Linked DNA regions of Homo sapiens: region 1 is linked to region 2. A link is an interaction called in ENCODE POLR2A ChIA-PET data of the cell type or tissue named here. Cell type or tissue: Panc1. All regions are shown on one strand. Links, peaks and the distances in the headings refer to the core of each region. The heading gives the core; the rest is flanking DNA.

The links. ChIA-PET counts read pairs that join two places held together with the same protein. Peaks named below come from ENCODE experiments on the same cell type or tissue, not always from the same donor. Only the 100,000 strongest peaks of a DNase experiment are listed, where the experiment ranks them.
Region 1: POLR2A ChIA-PET joins it to region 2 with 7 read pairs; 1 of 35 experiments calls an interaction of 5 or more read pairs at or near these places.

What each region holds. Positions count from the first base shown.
Region 1 is chr1:155,066,577-155,075,081 of GRCh38, forward strand. The region is part of intron 1 of EFNA4-EFNA3 (EFNA4-EFNA3 readthrough); the gene reads left to right. It overlaps EFNA4 (ephrin A4), which reads left to right. Exons shown (of 4, transcript NM_005227.3): 2 at 154-440; 3 at 796-864; 4 at 2,277-2,977. The coding sequence ends at 2,413. ADAM15-EFNA4 (ADAM15-EFNA4 readthrough) reads left to right here. Exons shown (of 26, transcript NR_176418.1): 24 at 154-440; 25 at 796-864; 26 at 2,277-2,977. Among named protein-coding and RNA genes, the nearest start is that of DCST1-AS1, 6.8 kb to the left of the region's middle. RefSeq lists enhancers at 2,939-3,451, 3,965-4,477, 4,837-4,916, 4,992-5,504. In Panc1, for the core only: no CTCF peak of the experiment used is centred there; no DNase peak of the experiment used is centred there; H3K4me3 peaks cover 861 bases.
Region 2 is chr1:155,741,322-155,749,878 of GRCh38, forward strand. GON4L (gon-4 like) reads right to left here. Exons shown (of 32, transcript NM_001282860.2): 32 at 8,338-8,557. It also overlaps the pseudogene MSTO2P. Among named protein-coding and RNA genes, the nearest start is that of DAP3, 57 kb to the left of the region's middle. RefSeq lists an enhancer at 3,989-4,188. In Panc1, for the core only: no CTCF peak of the experiment used is centred there; a DNase peak (open chromatin) is centred at 4,367; H3K4me3 peaks cover 1,273 bases; H3K27ac peaks cover 714 bases.

The DNA.
Region 1 (8,505 bases), core at 1-8,000, 680 kb before region 2:
TCAGTCTGGGAACCTCGGGCCTTCCTGAGCTGCTCCATCGCACATGGGTGGAGGAGAGGCTGGCAGGGGCCTCTGAGAAGGGGTGTCTCTGGCATCCATGGCCATGGCGTGGTGCCCTCCACTCCTCAGCCCACCCCTGCGTTATGCCTGCAGGTTGCTTCGAGGAGACGCCGTGGTGGAGCTGGGCCTCAACGATTACCTAGACATTGTCTGCCCCCACTACGAAGGCCCAGGGCCCCCTGAGGGCCCCGAGACGTTTGCTTTGTACATGGTGGACTGGCCAGGCTATGAGTCCTGCCAGGCAGAGGGCCCCCGGGCCTACAAGCGCTGGGTGTGCTCCCTGCCCTTTGGCCATGTTCAATTCTCAGAGAAGATTCAGCGCTTCACACCCTTCTCCCTCGGCTTTGAGTTCTTACCTGGAGAGACTTACTACTACATCTGTGAGTGGCCAAGGGCACACTGGACACCTCTTGTGTACCAGAAGGGTAGGGAGGGGGAAGGAGAGGCCTGGAAGGAGGAGGGGGCTGGGTCTCTAATGTACATCGGGTTGAGGTATGGGCTGAACTCAGGACTGAGGAGGGAAATGTCTAGAAAGGAGAAAGTAGGAGGAGCTAGGAAAGGGGGCCAGGGAGATGAGAGGACTGGATGGGGCCTGATACATGGGTGTGGCCCCAAAGTAAGGAAACGCTTTCCAGGGACCTGGAGAGAAGAAAACCTGGGAGGGTCTGAAACAGTCTGAGGCATACAAAGGGGTGACTCCCTGTGCTAACTTTTTCCCACTTTCCCACTACCCAGCGGTGCCCACTCCAGAGAGTTCTGGCCAGTGCTTGAGGCTCCAGGTGTCTGTCTGCTGCAAGGAGAGGAGTAAGTGGGTTGGGAGCATGGACCCTACTGGCTAATGTGGGGCCTTGGGAAGGAGGGAAGGAGTGAGAAGAATCTAGGAGGATCAGACTCCAGGGGTCCTGGTGAAGCTTCAAGCTGTGGTCTCTTCTCCCCATTTAGCCTTGAGGGAGCTTCTACTGCACCATCCTCTCCCCACTTCTGTTTTGTTTTGTTTTGGTTTTAGACGGAGTCTCGCTCTGTTGCCCAGGCTGGAGTGCAGTGGCTCGATCTCAGCTCACTGCAAGCTCCGCCTCTCTGGTTCACGCCATTCTCCTGCCTCAGCCTCCGGAGTAGCTGGGACTACAGGCACCCGCCACCACACCCGGCTAATTTTTTGTATTTTTAGTAGAGATGGGGTTTCACCGTGTTAGCCAGGATGGTCTCGATCTCCTGACCTTGTGATCTGCCCACCTCAGCCTCCCAAAGTGCTGAGATTACAGGCATGAGCCACCACCCCCAGCTCCCCCACTTCTTTTTTAAGAGACAGGGTCTTGCTGTGTTGCCCAGGCTGGAATGCAGTGGCACGATCATACCTCTCTGCAGCCTCAAACTCCTGGGTTCAAGCGATTCTCCTGCCTTAGCTTCCCGAGTAGCTGGGATTACAGGCATGTGCCACCACAACTCACAACTGGCTAAATTACTTTTTATTTTTTGTAGAGATGGGATCTCAGGCTGGCCTTGAACTCCTGGCCTGTGTTGCCCAGGCTGGTCTTGAACTCCTGACCTCAAGAGATCCTCCTGCCTCCCAAAGCACTGGAATTACAGGCGTGAGCCACCATGTCTTGTGTGGCCTCACTGCACACTTTTTTTTTTTTTTTGAGACAGAGTCTCGCTCTCGCTCTGTCGCCCAGGGCTGGAGTACAGTGGTGCGATCTCAGCTTACTTCAACCTCACCCTCCTGGGTGCAAGCAATTCTCCTGCCTCAGTATTCCGAGTAGCTAGGACTACAGGTGTGTGCCACCCAGCTGATTTTTTTTTTTTTTTTTTTTTTTTTTTTTTTTTTAGTAGAGACAGGGTTTCACCGTGTTGGCCAGGCTGGTCTCAAACTCCTGGCCTCAAGTGATCCACTCGCCTCAGCCTTACAAAGTGCTAGGATTACAGGCGTGAGCCATCACACCCGACATACTGTACACTTTTTAAAGCTGGGCCAAGAGAACAGGGTGTCCAGGGGCAAGGCCCTTCAAGGTCTTAGCTGAGTTGGTTGTCTCTATTGGCAATTTTGGGGAGGCTTGGAAGTTGGGGCTTAGAAAGGATGAGGTCATAGATCATGGGAAGGGAGTGGCTGGTTTGGGAGACCCTGGAGGATGGGAAAGGAGGGAACTGCTAATGGGAAGGGGAGGAAGGAGGATGGTAAAGTGGGAGGACTGATCAGTGCTACCCCCTCCCCCTCACAGAGTCTGAGTCAGCCCATCCTGTTGGGAGCCCTGGAGAGAGTGGCACATCAGGGTGGCGAGGGGGGGACACTCCCAGCCCCCTCTGTCTCTTGCTATTACTGCTGCTTCTGATTCTTCGTCTTCTGCGAATTCTGTGAGCCAAGCAGACCTTCCCTCTCATCCCAAGGAGCCAGAGTCCTCCCAAGATCCCCTGGAGGAGGAGGGATCCCTGCTGCCTGCACTGGGGGTGCCAATTCAGACCGACAAGATGGAGCATTGATGGGGGAGATCAGAGGGTCTGAGGTGACTCTTGCAGGAGCCTGTCCCCTCATCACAGGCTAAAGAAGAGCAGTAGACAGCCCTGGACACTCTGAAGCAGAGGCAAGACAAACACAGGCGCTTTGCAGGCTGCTCTGAGGGTCTCAGCCCATCCCCCAGGAGGACTGGGATTTGGTATGATCAAATCCTCAAGCCAGCTGGGGGCCCAGGCTGAAGACCTGGGGACAGGTCGATTGCTGGACCAGGGCAAAGAAGAAGCCCTGCCATCTGTGCCCTGTGGGCCTTTTCCCTGGGGCAGCACCTTGCCCTCCCCAGGGGATCACTCACTTGTCTTCTATGAAGACGGACTCTTCATGAGGTTGAATTTCATGCCAGTTTGTATTTTTATAAGTATCTAGACCAAACCTTCAATAAACCACTCATCTTTTTGTTGCCCTCCCCAATCTACTGCCCTCAGGCCACTTCCCTGATAGCAGGACTCCCTGTGGCCTGGGCTCTCAGCTTAGCTTGGCCTGACCTCCATGCCAGCTGTGCTCAGGCCATCCATGCCAGGCCTCAGTGGGCACCCCTCTGGGCAATGTGGGGTGGGTGCCAGCAGCAGCTGTGGAGCTTGGCACCCTCTCTCACCTCCCCAGCCGGCTTCCTGTGCTGAGGAGGGGCAGATGCTCCTGACAGCCCATCCGCTTGGGGCCCTGCCCAAGTCCTGGTAGCACCAACCAGGGCGCCCAGCAAAAGCAAAGGGTAGTATTAATAGCATCTGGGTTTCAGAATGCCTGGGTCCCTGAGAGCTGGTCATCCCTCCCCCTCCCCAAGGGCACTCTGGGCGGTGCCTGGCCTAGAACTGGGAAGGTGGGGTCAGATCAAAGCCTCCGTCCCCAGCGGCCTCTTTGTTCTTAGCTTTTATAAGGAGGAGGAGGAGGTGGGGCTGAGGAGGGAGGGCTCCCTCTGCTCTCAGCCCACACTGTCTCTTCCACCTCTGGTAGGCGAGGCTATGATCCCCACAAGGCCAAGTGGGGCCCTCTTTCTGAATGGTATCCTAGGTGGTGCCTGGGTAAGGGGCGCCCCTTCCCCTGCAGCTGTACTTTACCCGCCCTGGTGCCCCGCAGCCTCCACTGGCACGGTGCCGGCCCGCCTGGCACCGAGCCAGCCATCGATAGGTGGATGTTGTGCTGATTAGCTCGGCCCGGCTGCGGCAGCGAGAGGCAGCGTGTGAACATGGTTACGGGGTGTGGGGGAGACGGCGGGGTGGGGGGAGGGCGCTAGAGGTCCAGAGACCGACACAGAGGTGCTAGGGTTTTCTAACCCCTCCCCCACCCCTTTGCACACCTAGGTCAGATCCCGGTCTCTCTCGGAGGGGGCGGGGGCCCTATCCCCCACCACCATGCACCCATTTCGGCTGCCATCGTTCATGTTAATTCGATTGCTCTAGCTGAGGCCTTGGGTGGAGGGCAGCACCGCGGGCAGAGCGGACTCCAGTCTGTCCCTTCCCCCAATTCGAGGCCACCTTTCAGAAAATGCCTCTTGTAGGTAGGTGCGTGTATCAGGGCCTTCACCCCAAACCTTGATCTTTAGCGGGGGCGAGGGTCTGGGACGCGAAGGGGAGGGTGTAGTCGGCTGAAGGAGAAGCTATGGGCTAGGTCTTCAGGTCCTGGGTTCAAGTGTTCAAGTTCCATCTTTACCGTCATCCAGGAGGGTGTCTACACGTTGCCATGGAAACTGGCTTTACTGCTACCTCCGCCCCTCCCAAGTGAAGCCATAGGCGGAGTAGACTGGGAGCGACTAGTTAGCAGCCCTTTCCCTGGATTGAGAACTGTGGGGGTCTCACCCGGCTCCCAGCGGCCCCAGGCCAGCCTCCTTTTCGCAGAACCAGGCGGGCGCGCTCGCTCCCGCGGCTGGGGCTGGCGCGCGGACGCGCCGCTGATAACGCATGTGCGAAAGAGACGCGGGGCCCAGTCAGCTTTCTCCGCACTCAGACGCACGCCCTAACTGTCGGGCGCTCCCACTTGACACGGACACACGCCCCTGCCGGCCGCCCAGCCCCTTGCAGGTGCAAGGGCGGATGCCTCAGCGACCACGGGAGCCGGGCTGGGGAGGTTGGTGGGGGGCGGGGGGAGTCTTAAACTTAGGCCCGCCCAGCCACAGGCGCTCAGGCCCAGCCGGCCTTCCCTATACAACTTTCCTCATAGCATGCGCGGGCGGCTGATTCAGTCCCGGGGCGCGTCCCCATGGAAAGCCAGGGCTGAGTCCACTCATGGGGCCGAGACGGGCTGCAGGCGCTGGGAGGTCTTCCAGGCACCGGGCCTTACCCACGAGAAGTCGAGGCGTGTTCCAGGGCGCAGTTCCAGGAGGCTGGGCAGGCCTGCAAGTTTTGGGGCGTCACCGATCTCCCCTAAACTCAGTAGCGCTAGGCGGCTTAGGGTGGGGCCCTCAATTTGCTGGGCCTGCCCTAGTCTCTCCCGAATAGATGCGAAAACTCCACTCATCTTTACCTCGCCCTGTCTCCCTGTTTGAGAGCCTGAGAGTCTCTGCGACGGGCAATCCTGCTCCACACTTTCTGGGGTTTCAAATCTCCCTTTTCTTCTCCAGATTCAACCCTGAAGTTTTGTTCTTTTTCTGTCACCTCCCCCCTTTTTCTTCTTCCCTTTTATTAGTTCCTTCTTTCCTTTTTCATTCACTCAGCACATTGTGAGCTTCCAGCGCGCCTTTCTTTCAGTAGGCCAGACGCTAGCTGGGGTCGTCGGGGGATCCCCAGCGGTGACGCCATTGAAAAGGGTGCGCTCTGGCTTCCAAATAGCCAATAGAATCCCGGGGCCTGGGGCATGAGGTCATCAGCGGTGATGCCCATTGGTTCAGGTCTGGAAGTGAGGAAGGGGTCCCCATAGCAACCGACGGTGCGTCCGAGTGCAACCTGGAGAGTAATGTTTGCCTGAGCTGCTGTGGCAGCTTGGGTGGGTGCTTGGGATGGGGTGAGGAAGCTGGGGTGGAGCTCAGCTTCCCAGGTCCTGCAGCCCTAGCCCAAGCAAGCTCTTATCTCTCTTGAGATCCTTTTTCGTTCTCAAAGTAATGGTCAGCACCACTTAACGCAGAAAGATTAGGAGTAGGTTGGTTATTGGCAACAGCATTGGGGTGCAGAGCTGCTGCCACCAGGAATGTCAGTACTGAGATCCTGTGTTCATCTGCATATCGTCTGCATCTCATTTGCATTCTCTTCATTTAAGGTCAAATTGGGCAGACATCTCCACATCCCCAGCCCTGTCGCCTGTCTGTTTCTGGAATCTATCCCTGAGTGGCTCTGTAATCTGTCCCTCAGTTCTCCACCTTCATACCCCACCTCTCCCATTCTCCAGTGTCTGTTGGGGACGGATGGGGCAAAGCCAGCAACAGAAGAAAGGATAAGGAGTTTGTTCTCCCGCTGGATGTTTGGTGACAGATGGGGAGTACTAGTCTATACTGCTTGGCCCCGGCTGGGTGGAGGGTCTCCAGGGCCAAATCACCCACATGCCTGGCGGGGTGCTGGAACTAGGGATGCCTGGTTCCAGCAAGGGGCAGGCCTGCCCACCTGTCTGGTGCCAAGGCAGCTTCCTTCCTCCAATTAAACACTAATGAGGTGTCATTAACCCTTACCTTGCCTGCCAACCCTCAGGTTGAACTCAAATTCGTGGTCTCACACTGAGGGAAGGGAAGGAAAGGAGGGCTTCTGGAGAGCTGAGTGGTGGTGAGGGGACCAAGAGAAAAGAAGGCAGGGTCAGAAGCCTGAGTAGCATGCACGGTTTTCTACTGTGGGCTTCTGAAGGATTCTAGAAATGGGAGTCCCACTGTCAGAAGGCATTTATTCTTTTGTTCCTTGATTCAACAATTATTAAGCACCTCACTACTCCTACTAAGTAAATACTAGGCTGCATACTAGATGCTGGGGACACACACTTGCATAAGACAAGATCGCTTCCCTTAAGGGATCTTCAGATTACCCAAGGAGACAGACTGGCCAATGAGTAATTATAATGCAAAGTGAAAATGCTAATATAGAGCTATATACGAAGTGTTATGGGAACACAGGGAAAACGGGTCATCAGAGAAGGCTTTGATTTTGAAGGACAAAGTATATGGCAGAGAGGGGATGTGTAGAACTAATAATGTCTGTGGGTTTGACACAGTGTGGGTCTATGTTTGGATGTGTTTTCAGGACTGCTGGTGTCTGCCCTCCCAGAGCGGCATGTTTTGCATCCGTATGTATGTGTGTGAGTTAGTGTATGTGTGTTGTGTCTGGAATCCCTTCTCCTGAAACACATTGTGGTTTTATTACAGATCAATGTTTGCTGTGAAGCTCTTCAGCAGATTGGCCTGAACCTGCCCAGCCCAGGGGAGGGGAAGTGGAGACTGATGTTGGCTCCTTGGGAAAGGGTGGGCAGGCACCATCTTCACACCTGGGGGCCCAGACCCCTGGCTCCCAAAGTGGCAGCAGGCTGACCAAAGAAGGTGAAGGGTTGGGCCCCTGGCTTTGTAGGGTGTGCCCAGGCTCTAGTCCCCTCTGTCCCTAACTCCTCAGAGGAGACATGGGGGTTACCGCTACCACTCCCCACCAAGATCTCAGGCCCCCTCCCCCAACCTGTTCTTCTTCTGTCTGTGGAGGAGCAGGCCAGCTCAGACCTGTTTGCTGGCTCTCCCACAGGGAGCGGATCCTTTCCAGGGGACACAGAGGGCTGGGGAATGCTGGGACCTACTGGGAGGCCGCCAGATACTCCACCCTGGCCCTCTGAGGCTCTCTCCATCCTGGATTCTCCCCACCCACTCTGGGGTGCCACTCTTCTGGTTTTTGCCCAGACACAATCATTTTTGTCAAGGAAGCCTTCAACCACTAGGCAGAGGGTGGGGGCCAGAACTCTGGCAGGGAAGACTTGTTGGGGGTGGTGGTTATGATGCTACTCAGAGACCTCTGCTCCAATCTCTCTGCCTCCTTGCAGCCACTTCCTTCCTTCCTTTCTTTTTTAAGAGACAGGGTTTCACTCTGTTGCTCAGGCTGAAGGGCAATGGTGTGATCATTGCTCATGGCAGCCTCAAACTTTTGGACTCAAGTCATCCTCCTGCCTCAGCCTCCCAAAGTGCTAGGATTGATTACAAGTGTGAGCCACTGCATGGGCATTGCAGCCACTTTCTTTTATTTATTTATTTATTTATTTTTGAGACAGAGTCTCGCTCTGTTGCTCAGGCTGGAGTGCAGTGGCACGATCTCGGCTCACTGCAAGCTTCGCCTCCCGGGTTCACGCCATTCTCCTGCCTCAGCCTCCCGAGTAGCTGGGACTACAGGCACCCGCCACCATGCCTGGCTAATTTTTTGTATTTTTAGTAGAGACGAGGTTTCACCATGTTAGCCAGGATGGTCTCGATCTCCTGACCTCGTGATCCTCCCGCCTCAGCCTCCCAAAGTGCTGGGATTACAGGTGTGAGCCACCCGGCCATTGCAGTCACTTTCTAGAGAGCTAAACTTTGGTGAAAGTCTGGATTTAGGAAGACTTTTAAGGCTTAAGGAGAGTCTCTGGGGTCTGAGGAGAAGGTCAAGGTCCCTTCTTCCACACTGTCAAGAATAGAGACTTCCTTTTTTGACTGTAACCTCCTCTTCTCATTCCATCTAATCTTTTCCTACCCCTTGCATACTTTCTAAGCCCTAGGTCACATCTCTCCCTATGTTAGCTGTTAGGAAAGCTTGGAAATGAGGGAGAACAAATGGAAAAGAGTCTGGGCTGGTCTAGGTGGGCAGACCTCAGTAGATAACCTCTTAATTATAAGAAACCCTCCATTAATCCAGTGCCTCTGGGATCCTAAACACTGTGTTAAGTGCTTCCCAGGTATTATGGATCTTAATCCTCTTAACTACCAGCTCCCTGAGGTGGGGCATTATTATCCCCATTTTACAGATGAGGAAGCAGTCTCAGAGAAGTTGAGTGACTAGCATAGTTAGCGAGTGGCAGAACTG
Region 2 (8,557 bases), core at 406-8,405:
CTAAAATTGCAAGTAAAAATTCAAAAGAGGGCCGGGTGTGGTGGTGCACGCCTATAATCCCAGCACTTTGGGAGGCCGAGGCGGGTGGATCACCTGAAGTCAGGAGTTTGAGACCAGCCTGAGTAATACAGTGAAACCCCGTCTCTACTAAATACAAAAACATCAACCGGGCATAGTGGCGGGCACCTGTAATCCCAGCTACTTGGGAGGCTGAGGCAGGAGAATTGCTTGAACCTGGGAGGCGGAGGCTGCAGTGAGCCGAGATCGCGCCACTGCAGTCCAGCCCGGTGACAGTGTGAGACTCTGTCTCAAAAAAAAAAAGTAAGGATATAAAAGATTGAGTAGCATGATTAACACTTGTCCTAATGGAAGTATTTTTAAAAATTGAATCCCCAAACAACTTTTTTTTGGTAGAAGCTCTTTTACATTCACATACTTTATTTTTAATAGCCTAACTACAGTTATCCTTTTCTTTAACCCAGGAAGGCAGAGAGAAAAGAGAGCAAATTAAGTTGCCTAAAGCTGAACTTGGACATCATCAAACTTCTAGAAAGGCAGATTATGAAATAATGCTTTAATAAACATATTATTAATTTAATAAGCATCTGTTGTTCTAAAAAGTAGAAAATACATCAGGTCATTATTGTTGACCCTTAAACAATAACGTTTTTGGACTGCATGGGTCCACTTATTCACATATATATTTTTTTTAAAGGGTCTTGCTCTGTTGCCCAGGCGGGAGTACAGTGGCATGATCTCGGCTCACTGTAACCTCTGCAACCTTGGTTCAAGCTATCCTCCTGACTCAGCCTCCCTAGTAGCTGGGCTTACAGGTGCACACCACCACGTCCGGCTGTTTTGTATTTATAGCAGAGACGGGGTGTCACCATACTGGCCAGGCTGTTCTCAAACTCCTGACCTCAGGTGATCCGCTCACTTCGGCCTTCCAAAGTGCTGGGATTACAGGTGTGAGCCACCGAGCCCGGCCTCACAGATCTTTTTCAATAGAAGTTATACGGAGTGGACCTGCCTTTCTGGCCTCACCTTCCACCTATCAAATCCCAAAACTTCTGAATGTACTTTCTTTTGAAGCACATAAAGAACCTGTTCAAAATTGACTGACAATGGACCATAAACCAGCTCAATATATTTCAAAGAATTTAAATCATACAGCCGTGTACTCTGATTCTAATGCAATTTAAACTAGAAACCAGTAACAAAAAGAGAAATAGAAACTCCTCATGTGTCTGGAAATTAAAACATACTTTTCTGATGTGCCCATTGGTCAGGGAGAAAGATCAGAATGGAAATGAGAAAGTAATTCAAATTAAATGATTGTGAAATTACTAAACACAAAACTTAAAAATTTTGTACGTTGAAAATACTGGCTGGCAGGGCACAGTGACTCAGGCCTGTAATTCCAGCACTTTGGGATGCCGAGGCGGGAGGATTGCTTGAGCCCAGGACTTCAAGACCAGCCTGGGCACCATGGTGAAACCTCATCTCTACCAAAAATGCAAAAATTGACCAGGCGCAGTGGCTCACGTCTGTAATCTCAGCACTTTGGGAGGCCAAAGCGGGCAGATCACCTGAGGTCAGGAGTTCAAGACCAGCCTGACCAACATGGCAAACTCCTGTCTCTGCTAAAAAAATACAAAAATTAGTTGGGCGTGGTGGCAGGCGCCTGTAATCCCAGCTACTCGGGAGGCTGAGGCAGGGAAATTGCTTGAACCCAGGAGGCAGAGGTTACAGTGAGCTGAGATCACGCCACTGCACTCCAGCCTGGGTGACAGAATGAGACTCAGTCTCAAAAAAAAAAAAAAAAAAAAAAAAATTAGCTGGATTCGTGATGGCACATGCCTGTAGTCCCAGCTACTTGCGGGAGCTGAGGTGGGAGGATGGCTTGAGCCCAAGAGGTTGAAGTTGCAGTGAGCTGTTTGTACCACTGCACTCCAGCTTGAGTAACAAAGTGAGATCCTATCTCAAAAAAAAATAAAAAATTAAATTAAAAATTAAATATTTTAAAATATTAAAATTGGCCAGGTGCGGTGGCTCACACCTGTAATCCCAGCACTTTGGGAGGCTGAGGCTGGCAGATCACGAGGTCAGGAATTTGAGACCAGCCTGGCCAACATAGTGAAACCCTTACTAAGAATACAAAAATTAGCCGGGTGTGGTGGCGCATACCTGTAATCCCAGCTACTCAGGAGTCTGAGGCAGGAGAATCGCTTGAACCCGGGAAGTGGAGGTTGCAGTGAGCTGAGATCGTGCCGTTGCACTCCAGCCTGGGCGACAGGACGAGACTCCGGCTAATTTTTGTATTCTTAGTAGAGAGGGGGTTTTGTCATGTTGGCCAGGCTGGTCTCGAACTCCTGACCTCAGGTGATCCACCCACGTCAGCCTCCCAAAGTGCTGGGATTACAGGCATGAGCTACTACGCCAAACCCAGATCCAGTATTTTAAAAGGATAATCAACATAAATGAGTTTGGGATAATTTTAGGAATGCAAGATAGTATTACATGAAAATCAGATGTATTCATTAGTGCAACAAAGGAATGATAAAATAATGTAATTATCTTAGTGCGGAGAAAGCTGTAAAAAACATTCAAATCTATTCATGACCAAAATTCTTAGCAAAACAGGAATACAGAATTTCCTTAAGCTGTCAGAGTACCTACAGAAACTTTTCAGCCCACATCATACTTAGAAGTGAAATGGTAGCTGCGCACAGTGCCTCACACCTGTAATCCCAACACTTTTGGAGGCCGAGGTGGGCAGATCACTTGAGCTCAGGAGCTCAGGAGTTTGAGACCAGCCTGGGCAAGACGGTGAAACCCCATATGTACAAAAAATAAAAAAAATTAGCCAGGTGGTGGTGGTCCATGCCTGTAATTGCAGCTATGCAGGAGGCTGAGGTGGGAGGATCGCTTCAGCCCAAGAGGTTGAGGCTGCGGTCAGCCGAGATTGCACCACTGCACACCAGCCTGGGCAAGAGAGTGAGACCCTGTCTCAAAATAAATAAATAAGACTAAATAAATATGGAATTACAAGGAGCTCAGAATAGACAAGAGAGGCTAAGATTTTATTTTTTATTTTCAGACGGAGTCTTGATCTGTCGCCCAGTTTGGAGTGCAGTGGTGCTATCTCAGCTCACTGCAATCTCCACCTCCGGGGTTCAAGTGATTCTCCTACCTCAGCCTCCGGAGTAGCTGGGATTACAAGCGCCCAACACCATGCCCAGCTAATTTTTGTATTTTTAGTAGAGACGGGTTTCACTATGTTGGCCAAGTTGGTCTACAACTCTTGACCTCAGTGGTCCGCCGACCTCGGTCTCCCAGACTGCTGGGATTACAGGCTTGAGCCACCGCGCCTGGCCACTTTTTTTTTTTTATTTTTTGTTTTATCTGTATTTTTTTGAGACAGGGTCTCACTCTGTCGCCCAGACAGGAGTGCAGTGGTGCGATCATGGGTCACTGTAGCCTCGAATTCTTGGGCCCAAGCAATCCTCCCATCTCAGCCTCCAGTTGGGACGACAGATGTGAGTCGCCTGGCTAACTTTTTGAAATATTATTTTATAGGGAGTTGGGGGCTGGTGTCTCACTAGGTTGCCCAGTTTGGAATTTCTGGATTCAAGCGATCCTCCTGCCTCAGCCTCCCAAAACCTGGGAATGCAGGCATGAGGCTTAGCGCCCGGCCAATATTTGCTTTATCTTTCTAAATATACACAAGGATGTTAATCATAGCACCTAATAGGCCAAAATTGGAAACAATGGAAACAATCCCAAAAGCTATTATCAGCAGAATATATTCATTCTTTAGAATAGATCAGTGGTGGTGTATTCATACAATGGACTATTCCACAGAGATGAAAAATATATATGCAAAAACATAAATTGCATAAACCATATTGAGCAAAAGACAGACGCCAATACTCTATTTACATAAAGTGTTACATACACAGAGATAGATTAATACATGTAAATGATACAGATATGATAGCTAGGTCAGTCCACGGGGATCTGTGGACTTCTGAAGAGTCGTGATCCGTGTGACTTCTGAAGAGATGAGGGGGCATGGGAGGCTTTAGCGGAGCTTCCGCTATTCTGGCAAGGTTTCATTTTTGCCCGGGGAGCTATCAGCCAGCGGAGAGATCTGTAAGAAGAGATAAGACCTCAAGGGAAGTACGAGGCAGAGCCTTCCGCGGCCCGCGCCCTGGCGGCCCCAAGTCAGCGGCGGAGACAGCGCCCACCCCGCTCCAGCGTGGAGCAGGAGCAACGGCGTGGCCCGTGGAGCCCCGCCTCTCGCGGCAACCACAGAGAAGCCGGACTGGGCCACGTCTAGGAAGAGGTAGGAAAGGATCGGCGCATCATTTCTCCAATGGGAAAGGATGTGTTTGCGGACCAATAAGTCGCCAGTATAACACCCGCCCACGCGCCTGCCAAGCCAATCGGCTAGGAGCAGCGAGCGGCGCGGCTGAGGCGCGGCGGCCCCGTGGAGCAGCGCAGTATGGCGGGCGGGGCCCGGGAGGTGCTCACACTGCAGTTGGGACATTTTGCCGGTTTCGTGGGCGCGCACTGGTGGAACCAGCAGGTGAGGTCAGCCGGCAGCTGCCCCCGAGGAGCCCTTCGGGATCTACAGTCCCGACGTTCAGCCGGCCTGCCTCGTCCTCTCTGCTTCCCCAGGATGCTGCGCTGGGCCGAGCGACCGATTCCAAGGAGCCCCCGGGAGAGCTGTGCCCCGACGTCCTGTATCGTACGGGCCGGACGCTGCACGGCCAGGAGACCTACACGCCGCGACTCATCCTCATGGATCTGAAGGGTGAGGTGGTGGCAGAGTTAGCCGATGCCCCTTATTTCCCTTCCGCGTGCCTAGTCCTTGCGCTGCCGTTATCTTCAAGACCCTCCCACTTTACCGAGCTCCAGGACCGGAGATGAGGAGCTGAGCACAACATGCCAACACTCGAGGGGCCCACGACAGTTGCTCAAGAGCCATTTCGGGAATAGGCTGCTAGGCCCTGGAGACAGTGAGGACTTGAACTGCAGCACTCCTGTCAGACCCCTGGATGTGGTTCCCCCCGCGTCCCACAGCTAATGACTAAGCTGGGAACCGAAAGATGGAATCTAGATTCTCCTAAGCCAAGGTTTTTCCCCCAACTAGTGTATATCCCAGAAAGCTTGGAAGAGCCAAGTGCTGGAGAGATGGTGACAGCAGGTTGTCAGGTGATCAGAGGAAGGTTAGCTAGAGGGGAAGGGTGCCCAGGCTTTGACCTAACATTGTCTCTGTTATTTCTGTACAGGTAGTTTGAGCTCCCTAAAAGAGGAAGGTGGACTCTACAGGGACAAACAGTTGGATGCTGCAATAGCATGGTGTGTAACTGATGTATGGATAAGGGTGGGGATCGTGTATGTACGCAGAACGCTGGATAACTCTGATCAGAGTGCAGTTTCTTTGATCAATCTCCAAACTCTTTCAGGCAGGGGAAGCTCACCACACACAAAGAGGAACTCTATCCCAAGAACCCTTATCTCCAAGACTTTCTGAGTGCAGAGGTGAGGGCCTCTGTCCTGAACTTTTTAACCCGGTGCCACAACCTGAGGGTCTCCATAGGGGCAGGTAAACGGGGATTTTAATCATTTTAAATGTCTTAGAATGATATTTTGGGAAAAAGCACTCCTTTTCCTAAGGACTGCGACTCGGTGAACAGAAAGGAGGCTATGCGGTGTGGCCAGCCAACTCAAGGAGGATGAAGCAACCTTTGCCTCTAAACTGCCTGGAACTAAATGTCGATTTTTCTGACCCCTCCCAGGGAGTGCTGAGTAGTGATGGTGTCTGGAGGGTCAAATCCATTCCCAATGGCAAAGGTGAGACTTCTCCAGATACTGATGGATGGGGGCTTGGGTAGAGCAGAAACATGGAGAAAGGTACATTTCCTCTGCTTGTCTTCAGGTTCCTCACCACTCCCCACCGCTACAACTCCAAAACCACTTATCCCTACAGAGGCCAGCATCAGGGTCTGGTCAGACTTCCTCAGAGTCCATCTCCATCCCCGGAGCATCTGTATGATTCAGAAGTACAACCACGATGGGTATGGGGACCCCAGAGGCTTTGAGGCAAGAAACATGGGTCCCCACCAATGCAGGATGAGGCTCTTGAGGCCATCTTCCCTGCCCTTCCCCAGGACAAGAGGCTGAGGAGTTGAGGGAAGAGATGTAAGTCTTGGATCGTGTTTACTTGTGGCAGGGAAGCAGGTCGGCTGGAGGCTTTTGGCCAAGGGGAAAGTGTCCTAAAGGAACCCAAGTACCAGGAAGAGCTGGAGGACAGGCTGCATTTCTACGTGGAGGAATGTGACTACTTGCAGGTAGTGGCGTGGCAATGTGCACTCCAGGGTGGAAGCTCTTCTCATCCTGCTAACTATCTTTCGTCACTCACCCCCGCCCAGGGCTTCCAGATCCTGTGTGACCTGCACGATGGCTTCTCTGGGGTAGGCGCGAAGGCGGCAGAGCTGCTACAAGATGAATATTCAGGGCGGGGAATAATAACTTGGGGCCTGCTACCTGGTCCCTACCATCGTGGGGTGAGTGGAACTTGGAGGAGTAAACATTCGAATCCCATTGGGAGAGTGGCTTAATGCAAACTGGTTTTTTTCTTTACGAGGAGGCCCAGAGAAACATCTATCGTCTATTAAACACAGCTTTTGGTCTCGTGCACCTGACTGCTCACAGCTCTCGTCTGCCCCTTGTCCTTGGGTGGGAGCCTGGGCCTGCGACCTGAGCCACCTGTCAACTTCCCTTACCTGCATTATGATGTAAGTCTCGGTGCTCTTGTTCTGACTGCGGCAGGCTACAGGGCCTCCTCATGCTCCCAGTCAGTCGCTGTCTGTACTGGCTCTGTTCCTGAGGCCCGAGCTTGAACTCAGCTGTGATGTGGCCTCTCAGATCACACTGTCCTATGCTTGTCCAGCCTGGGGTCAAACATACCCCTGATTCATCCCCTGGGTCTCTCTGGTGTTAACATTCTGCCTCCACACATTCTTTTCCAGGCCCGAGGCCAAGTGCCCCTCTTGGTGTCTTCTTACAGGCCATTCTGCCCTTCCACTGCAGTGCCATCCTGGCTACAGCCCTGGACACAGTCACTGTTCCTTATCGCCTGTGTTCCTCTCCAGTTTCCATGGTTCATCTGGCTGACATGCTGAGCTTCTGTGGGAAAAAGGTATGAAGCTTTGTGAGGGGTTGGGTCAGTGCTGAGAAAATGTCCTATAACGTGTTCTCTTCCTTCTCTTTAAGTGGTGACAGCAGGAGCAATCATCCCTTTCCCCTTGGCTCCAGGCCAGTCCCTTCCTGATTCCCTGATGCAGTTTGGAGGAGCCACCCCATGGACCCCACTGTCTGCATGTGGGGAGCCTTCTGGAACACGTTGCTTTGCCCAGTCAGTGGTGCTGAGGGTATAGACAGAGCATGCCACACAAGGTGAGAGCTGTTGGTCCTTAGGAGTCCTTGTCAGATTTTTGTTTCATGTCCTTTTCCCCCTAATTTCTCGGGCATTCTAATGATGTTGTTCCCTCCCCACCCCTTAAAAAGGATAAAAAGAAGGGCTTTGAATATCTTGATCCAGCTGATGGCCTGATAACATAAAAATTCTTAAGTTTCTTGGGCTAGGCATGGTGGCTGACGCCTGTAATCCCAGCACTTTGGGAGGCTGAGGTGGGCAGATCACCTGAGGCCAGGAATTCGAGACCAGCCTGACCAACATGGTGAACCCCATCTCTACTAAAAACATAAAATTAGCCAGGCATGGTGGCACATGCCTGCAATCCCAGCTACTTGGGAGGATGAGGCAGAAGAATTGTTTGAACCTGGGAGGTGGAGGTTGCAGTGAGCCGAGATCACACCATTGCACTCCAGTCTGGGCAACAAGAGCAAAACTCTGTCTCAAAAAGAAAAAGAATTCTTAGTTTGTTATTCATGCTGCCACAGACTAATGGTGGTTTTGGCTTTGTTATGGCAGCCAGCTCACCCCAGGGACACCTCCACCCTCTGCCCTTCATGCATGTACCACTGGGGAAGAAATCTTGGCTCAGTATTTACAACAGCAGCAGCCTGGAGTCATGAGGTCAGTGTAACGGTTGCTCCTGCCCTTCTTGCCAACCGCAACCCTCCCTTGACTTCTTACGCACTTAATGGCTGTTCTCTGCCCCCACAGTTCTTCCCATCTGCTGCTGACTCCCTGCAGGGTGGCTCCTCCTTACCCCCACCTCTTCTCAAGCTGCAGTCCACCGGGTATGGTTCTGGATGGTTCCCCCAAGGGAGCAGGTATGTAGGAGGTGAAGAAAACTGAGATTTCAAGTATGGGAGAGGTTTTACTATCTCCATTCCTGGATTAAAAGTGCTGAAAAAGTCCACAGTTAAACATTCCTTTATTCACCCTATGGCTCCCAAGAAAAGCATTCTTCCTCTGGAGTACTGGTGTACTAAGGGGACAATACACCAAATTTGTTGAGTTTACAATCAAGTCTACTAAGGTTGGACTTCCTTATCAGTTTGGCGAGTCCCAGGGCAG